2 separate regions of the Homo sapiens genome follow, and region 2 is linked to region 1. Evidence: chromatin contacts called from ENCODE Hi-C data. All regions are on one chromosome and are shown on one strand. The core of a region is the stretch at or near the end of the contact, and the rest is flanking DNA. Distances in the headings are between cores, read along the strand shown. Region 1 overlaps TEAD1 (TEA domain transcription factor 1). Region 2 overlaps PARVA (parvin alpha).

Region 1 (4,968 bases), core at 962-3,461:
AGCCAGGTCCCAGATGAAGTTACTTAAACTCTCTGAGCTTTCCTGTCTCTAATAGGTATTTCAACAAGCTTATTTTGAGAATGAAAGGCAAAAGCATTATCATCAAGTCAGTTCTTAGCAATCCTGCTTCCTCCTCTGTTCCAGGACTCTTCAAATCTTATCAGCATCCTTGGTCTCCAACACCCAGTCATTACCATTTATCCTCCTCTTCTCACAGCTCATTAATCCACAAGGCTTTTTAATTTTATCTCCATAACATCTCTCCCCTCTGCCATTTCCTCAGCCATGGCCCCTGCCCTGGTTTGGTCCTCATCAGCCACCAGCTGGCCAACAGTATAGTTTCCTCCAGCCCCTGCTCTCACCTGATGCAGCCATCGTGTTCCTGAAGCACAAATTAGATCACATCCTCTCTTTAAAAAGCAGGGTGGGGTGGGAGAATACATATTCATATTAGATTGTATATGCACTAAAATCACTACAAAGCCTCATAAGAGAATAGTAGCAGTGGCTACCTACTTAAGGGTAGGATAGGAATGAGAAGGAAGGGACATCTCCCTTCCATTCTCTTATGCTTGGAGATTTTTTGACCACATTAATTTACTACCTTTATGAAAAGTTTAATTGATTTTAAAAACTAATTGAGGCCGTGCATGGTGGTTCACATCTGTAATCCCAGCACTTTGGGAGGCTGAGGCAGGCAAATCATTTGAGGTCAGGAGTTTGAGACCAGCCTGGCCAACATGACAAAACCTTGTCTCTACTAAAAATACAAAAATTAGCCAGGCATGATGGTACATGCCTGTAATCCCAGCTATGTGGGAGGCTGAGGCAGGGGAATTGCTTGAACCCAGGAGGTGGAGGTTGCAGTGAGCCAAGGTTGTGCCACTGTACTCCAGCCTGGGCGACGAAGCAAAACTCCATCTCAAAAGTAATTGAAAAATATTCTGACTCCTGTTAGAATTTCAGTAGAGTCCAAAGCACTTAGTGAGCACATTCTCGCAAGCTTGATCCCTGTCCAGAGCTCTGGCTCAATTTCCTTTCACATTACTGTAAGACATTCAGGTTCAGAAGCATTTGTGGAGTGCTCAGTATGTTCAGGGATATTACTAAATGTAATCATCACAGTAAGCATGGCAGCGATCCTGTTATGTCCACTTAAGACAGACTGGAAACTGAGGCTGAGCTGCGGTAATCTGCCCCAAATCTCAAACAGCTGCTAAGAATTCTAGTATCAGTCACCTCTTTGCTGCCACTAGAGCATGATGAAAGATAGGCTCTAAAGCAGCGGTCCCCTTTTTGGCACCAGAGACTGATTTTGTGGAAGACAATTTTCCATGGGTTGGAATAGGAACTCAGAGGAAACCCAGAGTAACCATCTACCCAATGTGGAAGGCCCTCAGAGGTCTGGCCTTGCTTGGGGAGCTCCTACTTTGCAGGCAGCTGTTTTTAACTTTTGAACTTTGTCTTTATTTCTTCAAAAGTACAGTGACATGGTTAAGAATACAGAGTGGTGGTAAACTTTGGCACAGTCACCGTTTTTGGAGGTAGAGCTTGATAACTTTATTTAACGTTTCTGAGCCACGGTTCCTTTATGTACAGACTGGACATAATGCTCAGCATACTAATACAGAGCTCATAAGTGCTGGTGATGATCATTATTGACATAATATATAAATAAGTTGCTTGGCTGGGCACGGTGGCTCACACCTGTAATCCCAGCACTTTGGGAGGCCGAGGTGGGTGGATCGCTTGAGCCCAGGAGTTCAAGACCAGCTTGGGCAACATAGTAAAACCCCATCTCTACTAAAAATACAGAAATCAGCTGGGTGTGGTGGTGCATGCCTGTAGTCCCAGCAACTTGGTAGGCTGAGATGGGACAATCCCTTGAGCCTGGGAGGTCGAGGCTGCAGTCAGCTGTGATTGTGCCACTACATTCCAGCCTGGGCAATGCAGTGAGACCCTGCCTCAATTAAAAAAATAAAAATAAAAATAAATGAGTTTCATATGTTGAGCAAACGTGTGCCTTCCCTGATCGGGTTTGTTCCTCTACTGTATCATGGAACTTCTCTTCTGCAAGGCAGTGAGTGCTTCCTCAAAATCTAAAGAGAACAATCTCTTTGCCTCTTTCTCCACCCCCAACTCTTCCCTCCTCTGGTTGTGTAACTCCCGCCTGAGTAAATCCTTTCTGTGCTTTCTTCCTGGCTCCTGCTCACTATGGCATCCAGACCACAACAGGCATGAGACACACAGCCTGGTGACCGGGCAGTCTGAGCAGGCAGGGGTTTGCCAGCTGCTGCCCTGGTGGGGGGCTGGAGGAACCCGCCGTGCCCCAGAATTGAGGTGGAGGCATCACTCCAGGCTTTATCAGGAAAACCACTCCCTGTGTACTTTCAGGATTCAGCTGACAGCTCAGCCAGGCCGGGTTTTCATCTGCCTAACTTGGCCTCCAGAAACTGGACCCTGATTTCAGGGAGGCCCCTTTTAAATAGCCCACCCTGGGTGGAGGATATCACACTTAACACTTGAGATCCTTTGATATGCAACACTGAAATCATGTAGAAAGTATATTTCCAACTAAAATAGTCTTTGTTTTTTACACTCTTCCTTCCTTTCTTCACCCTCTGCTGTTTTTCTCTTAGCTTCCAGTAGAGCCAAAGGTAACAGAGGGACTGACTCGCTGGTTCTCCTCCAACATAAACCACCACCAACTTGGGGAAGCTGCCGTCTGGTTTACACATGACACAGAGCCAGCAGGGGGCGATCATCCCCCTAATTATTCTCCCATTAGCTCCTTACGGCCCTGGGCTACAAAAACAGACTACTCATCAGCTACAAATGGACCGTATAGCCTTTTGGTCACTATCTCAGGATGTGGAGTCAACAGACCTGGATCTGAATCCTACTTCCCATGTCAGCTGGCTGTCTAACACTGGGCAAGCTACTTCATAAGGATTACATAAGATAATGCATAGTGTTGGCATACAGAAAATATTTAGTAAATGTTGGCCATCACTATTGCTAGGAGTGGTGGGGTTGTGAGGAAGTCTTCAATGTTGGCAAGGGTGACATATGTGGTGAGCCAACGAGTAAATTTCAGAAAATGCTGGTTCTAAGGCCACTTCAGACTAAGGAGGAGATAAACTAAGGTTCTTCTCTTGGCTTTGGTGGTACCAAAGTATGCAACCATGTCTTTTTTTCAGATGGAGTTTCACTCTTGTCACCCAGGCTGGAGTGCAGTGGCGTGATCTCAGCTCACCGCCACCTCCGCCTTTTGGGTTCAAGCGATTCTCCTGCCTCAGTCTCCCGAGTAGCTGAGATTATAGGTACCCTCCACCATGCCCAGCTAATTTTTGTATTTTTAGTAGAGATAGGGTTTCACCATGTTGGCCAGGCTGGTCTTAAACTTCTGGCCTCAAGTGACCCACCCGCCTTGGCCTCCCAAAGTGCTGGGATTACAGGCGTGAGCCATCACACCCAGCCAGCAATCATGTCTTATCTTGTCTTAAGAGATGCTACAGGCAGGCTGGGGTGCAAAGCTGGCTACTGTAAGGCAGCATCTCTCCAAGCCTCTTCTGTAGAAGGGAATAGAATAACCTACCTCACAGAGCTCAATAAAGATGAAAGAAGTCACTAATGACAAATAGCATGGAACCTGGCTACATAATTTCTTTTTTTGCCAGCACTACCTATAAGTTCTCTTCTCTACTAAAAATATTTTATAACCCCTTGGGTCTAATGAGCCTAAGCCGTTACAAAGAAGTAGGGGGAAACATATGTACATGTCTGTCTGTAACAAACATCTAGAGAATTCAAATGCAAAGTTTAACTTACTTAGGGCCCTTTAATTATTGGTCACTTTGTTCGCTTATCAAATTAATGTGGTTAATGCTGGATGTTATATTTTAAGTACTGTATGCCCAAATTTGTTAAAATGTATCAGCTGAGTTTATCTTAGATGGCCTTAATGTTTCTGTTGTTGGAACAAAACTATAGCAAAATTAAAGTCTGAGAAGTCACAAAAACTCTAAGAGCCAAAGAAACTATCTACATGATACAAATTTTTCAGTGTAACCTTAGCCCTGAAGTACCATTATACCTTGATTGTAATAGCACGTTGTGTTTGTCCAATAAAGCACACAGTATATAACTTGAGAGGCTGGTACTTAAGATACTGTCAAATGCTTTAAATAATTTTATTAATTCTCCATCACTTCAACTGGTCAGCCACCACTTTTTCCCTCTAGCACAAGAACCAACCTTCAGGCCCTCACATGTCCACTAAAATCAAATATAGATCCTATTAACAATCTGCGGCCGGGCACGGTGGTTCACGCCTGTAATCCCAGCACTTTGGGAGGCCGAGGCGGGCAGATCACGAGGTCAGGAGATCGAGACCATCTTGGCTAACACGGTGAAACCCTGTCTCACTAAAAATACAAAAAATTAGCCGGGCGTGGTGGTGGATGCCTGTAGTCCCAGCTACTTGGGAGGCTGAGGCAGGAGAATGGAGTGAACCTGGGAGGCGGAGCTTGCAGTGAGCCAAGATCGCGCCACCGCACTCCAGCCTGAGTGACAGAGCAAGACTCTGTGTCTCCAAAAAAAAAAAAAACAAACAAAAAAAAAAACAAAAAAACTTCCACATTCATTTGCATATATTAAATCATTTGTGTTCAACTGAAGAATGAGTGTTTGTAACATAGGAATATCAGAAGCGACACCAACAATAGTGACTGAGGTTAGGCAAAATAATTTCACAGCAGTGACAGAGCTCTGGCTGGTAATGTCTAATGCACATCACTTAGTATCATAATACAAGCCAGAAACATCAACATATCTATTAGGGGGTATTATTATTTTCTGAAATTATATACTTTAAATCCAAAAAGCAAGTAACTTTCAATTGTGAAGAAGGTTGGGGCATGGCAGTGCATAACTGTAGTCCCAGCTACTCAGGAGCCTGAGACATGA
Region 2 (4,840 bases), core at 813-3,312, 380 kb after region 1:
GTGAGCACTTGCAAGTAGTGCACTGGAAAGAATAATGAACTTGGAGTTAAGTGCTGGATAAACCAAGGGCACAGTCTCCTTCCTCACCCTTGGGCTGTGGGGTTTTAGGGGGTGTAATCATGGCTTCATGTGTTTACTATCAATATCAATAGATAGGAAAGTGTCCCATAAATTGTACTGTGTTGTCATTATTAGGACATTGCATCCATGTTTATGTCTTTGTGGCAGAGAGAGGGACCATAGAAAGCATAACATGCATCCGAGAGATTGTTCAATAATCTGAAACTTCACACTCCCTGGTTTGGGAGTTTCTCCCAGGCCATGCTCCTCTCTGCTCTGTCGTCTTCTTTCCCAGAGGTGAAATAGTGGGCACAGGCAAGCCCAGCATAGGGGAGGGGTGGTGGGCGGTGGGACAGTGAGGAATTCTCCTTTCCCAACAGGCCTGGCTCCTCCCATCCCTCACAGAACCAAGGCCAAGGTGTGCCCTATAGATCAGTTGACCCTTCAGCTACCAAGACTGGCCTCTGAGGTGATACAGAGGCTGCTTGATGGGGTCTCTATAGGCCATAAACAGGGCATCTTGGGAAAGGCCACTTTACATCTCTGGCCCCTAGTCTCGGCCTGGAATGCCCACGCCCCTTAGTCCTTGTTAAGCCATGTACACAATGTGATCTAGACGGGCAGTGCCCCAGACTCCTGTCAGTCATGGCTGGGCAGAGGGCAGGAACCTCCTAGAGACTGGATGGGCTTGGCAGGTACGGGTCAGCTGTGCTGGAGAAAAGATGGAACAGCAGCTACAGAGGGCAAGGGAACGAAGTCACAGCTGTGACCACAGTAAATCTTTCCTACCTCTCTGGGTGGGGCAACTGAGGTCAGAGAGGTTAAGGGACTCACCTGGTGAGTAAGTGGCAGAGCCTGTATTTGAACTCAAGTTGGGTTGGCTTAGCAGCCTCTGCTCTTTGCACTATGCTGCTCTTGTTCAAGGGGGACTCAGAGAAAAGTCTGGGGAGCAGGGAATGCTGAAAGCTAACTGCCTGACTTTGCATGGGGCCAGGGTGCAGTTCTCGGGATCACAAACTCACCCCACACTATGAATTTTTTTTCTGCTTGAGGAGAAAACTCCTGTTCCCCATGGCAAAATTTTGATAGGTTCTGATATCCCAATTTCTAAAAATAAATGAAAAAAAAAAAAAAAAAACCACCCCAAACCAAAAGACAAATCTAAGGTAGAGAGGCTTTCTGGGTCATGGCACATGCCCAAATCAGATTCAGAAAAGGAAGAAAAACGTCCTTTTGAAGGTTAACAATTTAAATTCAACCCAGTGTTTATGGCATGACGATTTCATGCTGGGTTGGCTTTTTTTGGGCACACTTTTTCCTGGAGTGGCACAAAATTAGAAGTTTTCAATCACTGCTAATTCCGTCTCCCTACTTCCCCACCCAAGTTTGTACCTTAAGCATTGAGAGGCATGTTTTGAATGCATGGAAAAGGCTAAACTATAATCATTGGCTGAAGTCTAATCCCTCCTGCAATCCCAATAAATGAAAACTAAATATCAGCAAATGGATGAATTTCAGAGAAACATCTGTGTTCCATTACAGAATCGCTGGCAACAATGGTGTTGACATACTCTGTGTTACCAGTTATTTCCTCTTGGATTTGCCGAGACTGGAGGATTCCTTCTCGTTTCTGAAATGGGGGTGGGGAAAGGGGTTGGGAGGAGAAGAGAAAACTATGCTTTAGAAAAATACAGAAACACTGATGAGCATTCCTGATAATGAGAAAGTTACTGGTGTTTAAGAAATGCACCCAAGATAAGATAATGCTGGAAGTGAAAGGAGGTCCTGATTTTCAGGGACTGGACTGAACCATTAGGACGCAAGTGCAATTAGTGTTTAGTCCAAACAAGTAGGCTGTTTCTTGGATGGTGAATCTTTCCTTTCTTTATTGGAAGACATGCTGCTGGAAGCAAACTGTTTGCCTCCTGGAGTAATCCACAATAAACCAAATGGAAATGAAGGCCAGGGTGTGTCTGCCCTCCAGCTGGGGCCACAGAGGGAAGCTGAGAAACACATTTAACTGGGGGGCTGGGTGGAGGAACTGAGGCCAACTAGGAATTCAGACAAGAGGCAGAGGGTTTTTTTTTTTGGTTTTTTTTTTTTTTTTTTTTTTTAACTGATAAATATGGGAGCTTTTAAATAAGTAGTAAGTCCTCACTCAGGTAACTAGCTTATTCTCTGAGAAAAGGTTAAGCATGTTAGAAACTCGTCCGTCCGTCCGTCCATCCATCCATCCATCCATCTGTCCACACTTCTCCCATCAACTTATCCTCTTTCTTGTTTATTTCATTAATCAGTGCCCTCTATGTACAAGGCCCTGTGCTGGAGTTAGAACAAATACTATGGAGTATATGATATAGTTTCTGCCCTTGAGGAGCTAAAGTCAATCGGGATAGAAGAAGTAGACACCTGAGAATGGTTTCCCCAAAACAGTCCTGGTTTATCCCTGATGTCCCAGCATATTAGTAAGATTCCCTTTCATCTCAAAAGTGTTATGAATAATAGATTACGTGGTCACCCTCGGCAGAAAGTGCTGAATGCAGGCCAGGAGCAAGCACTTTTAGCTAGAATGGTCAGAGAAACCTTCCAAGGGGAGGGGGCCCTGGAGCTGGACACTGAGAAGGGGTTATTTCAATGGGAGGAATGGCCCCAGCCAAGAGGCAGAGGCAGGACGCACAAATGTGTTCCAGAGGCCATCCAGGGGAGGGCAGCTGCCATCAGTCAGGGGGCAGCTCTGAGTGCCAGTTTGGAGGGTTTAAAAAGCACTGTGTGGGCATGGGAGCTGACGAAGGAGGTAATGTTGGGGTGCAGGAAGACTTTCTGATGGGTGTGAGGAGGGAGATTCATTCTACTACGTCCCTCCACCACCAGCACCAGACACCTGGAGGATGCTGTGACATAGCAAGCGATTGACCAAGCAAATGCATCTTCCCCAAGGCTGAGATGAGCGTGAAGAAGGAAGGAGCCTCTGAACTTGGGTGGCTCATCTGAGCCCTGCCTTCTCGAGCCTCCTGCCCAAAGTTCCACAGAACCCAGAGTCCTTGCAAAATACTTTTACAGAAGAAAGGAAGAACTGGATAAGACCAAGAGTCTATCTGGCTTAGATTAAGAATGGACTAATCAAAACAAAAAAGGAGGTAAAAGAAAAAAAAAAATCTATCATTTAAAGAGGACCAGGTGAAGATAAATCAGGACTTCTTTCCACATGCAGTTTCAACACAGGCTGTGTTTTCATGTGGGGTTAATGGAATCTGTGTCCTTGTCCTGCATGGCCATTCATAGACGTAAAACCTCATCTCCAACTTTCTGCAAAATTAAATGCTTCTGCATAGAATGGAAAAGAAATCTGGGTTCAATAACCCCTCACACAGCATCCTGATTCACCTCCACCCATTATTTGTTCCCTAAAGAGTTCTCCCTGTGGTTCAGTCTGTGACTCACCACCAATTCTGAGTCTTGCTTCTGTGCCTGTTCAACTTGATAAAGCAAAAACACCCCATAAAACCTGATGTGCATTAATGCCATTTTATGGAACATGTCCTCTTTTCTCCCTCATGCTAACAAAACAGCCTACAGGAGAAATTAAACTGACAACAGGCTTCTGATGGCCTATAATTGAGCTCAAAATAAGGCAGGAGACACAGGCTTGCAATGACCACTGTTTCAAAATAGAAGCCCCCTCTCTCCTGCTCACATTTTCAGTCATCATTCAGTCTGTAGTAATTCCAGCAGGCAGATTTTATTATTTCTGTTAGAGGGCTGTTTATTCTAGCTGATAAGAAAAGTCTTAAGATGTTCAACAAATTCATGCACAAAGAACTGGACTGGATTTGTCACAAAAGAGAAGATAAAGAAGGGCAATTTACATAAAAGTATTTATCTCCTCTAGTGATAAGAGAGCTATTATAAATGAATATAACAGCAGTATGTTTACTTATGAAAATAATTTTTAAAAATTTCAATGTTAGTGATATGTGGTCACTTTTAAAGTACTCTTTCATGAACTGTTTCAGGAACCATGATTAAAAAAAAACAGACTATATTTTCCAGAGCAGTCTGAGGTTCACAGCAAAATTGAGAGGAAGGTACAGACATTTCCAGAGATTTCCTATATATTCCCTGCCCTGACACATACTTGTCCTCACCCACTTTCAATATCCTACACCAGAATGATACACTTTTAACAACCGATGAGCTTATAATTGATACTGTCACTATCACCCAAAGTCTATAACTGACATTAGGGTTCACTCTTGGTGCTGTCCATTCTATGGATTTTGACAAATGTATAGTGACATGTACCTAAAAATCCTCTGTGCTCCCACCTATGGGGACGATGTCCACCTATTCATCTCTGCCTCCCTAATTGTAGTTTTTAAAAACATAAAGAATTGCATTCACACATCATTGATTGGTAAAAATAACATGACAGAGATGACCTGGACTCACTAGGAAGATGCTTGAACCAGAGTAGTCTGAGTTGGCCACATATCCATAGCAGACATAAAATGCTTAGTGCCATGTTTGAGACAAGTGAAGAGCTCAATAACGAGGACATTTAGGACCTTTTGGCCAGTGGCACTCGGTATCTGAGCCACACACATTCCCATTTCCTATGAGCCCTCTCTGCTTCTTACTTGTAGTCCTATCTCCTCAGCAGGCAGGGCCGAGGTGTCATATTCCTGTTATACCTTCTTAATGCTTAGTGGAGTTAAGTACCCAGAGGTGTGGAATAAATAGTTTTTCACTGGGGGACAACTGATCAGTTGATTAGGAGGAC

What was found. Hi-C counts contacts between places; a loop is a spot of excess contacts on that map. Pooled maps may share reads with other maps.
Region 2: a map of heart right ventricle shows a loop between it and region 1 (2.3-fold over the local background). The contact joins two enhancer-like sites. A Hi-C loop is called at or near these places in 10 of 168 maps with a recorded cell type or tissue (IMR-90, PC-3, Right ventricle myocardium superior and 3 more) and 10 of 50 pooled maps.

Annotation. Positions count from the first base shown.
Region 1 is chr11:12,886,739-12,891,706 of GRCh38, reverse strand. All of the region lies in intron 9 of TEAD1 (TEA domain transcription factor 1), which reads right to left. Among named protein-coding and RNA genes, the nearest start is that of TEAD1-AS1, 34 kb to the left of the region's middle. RefSeq lists an enhancer at 2,288-2,796. Within about 2 kb of position 2,211, at least 19 of the 41 ENCODE cell types and tissues checked have a DNase peak (open chromatin) inside an H3K27ac peak, as active enhancers do; they include heart right ventricle, where a contact is called at or near this core.
Region 2 is chr11:12,505,434-12,510,273 of GRCh38, reverse strand. PARVA (parvin alpha) reads right to left here. Exons shown (of 13, transcript NM_018222.5): 7 at 1,632-1,690. Among named protein-coding and RNA genes, the nearest start is that of PARVA, 130 kb to the right of the region's middle. Within about 2 kb of position 2,062, at least 6 of the 41 ENCODE cell types and tissues checked have a DNase peak (open chromatin) inside an H3K27ac peak, as active enhancers do; they include heart right ventricle, where a contact is called at or near this core.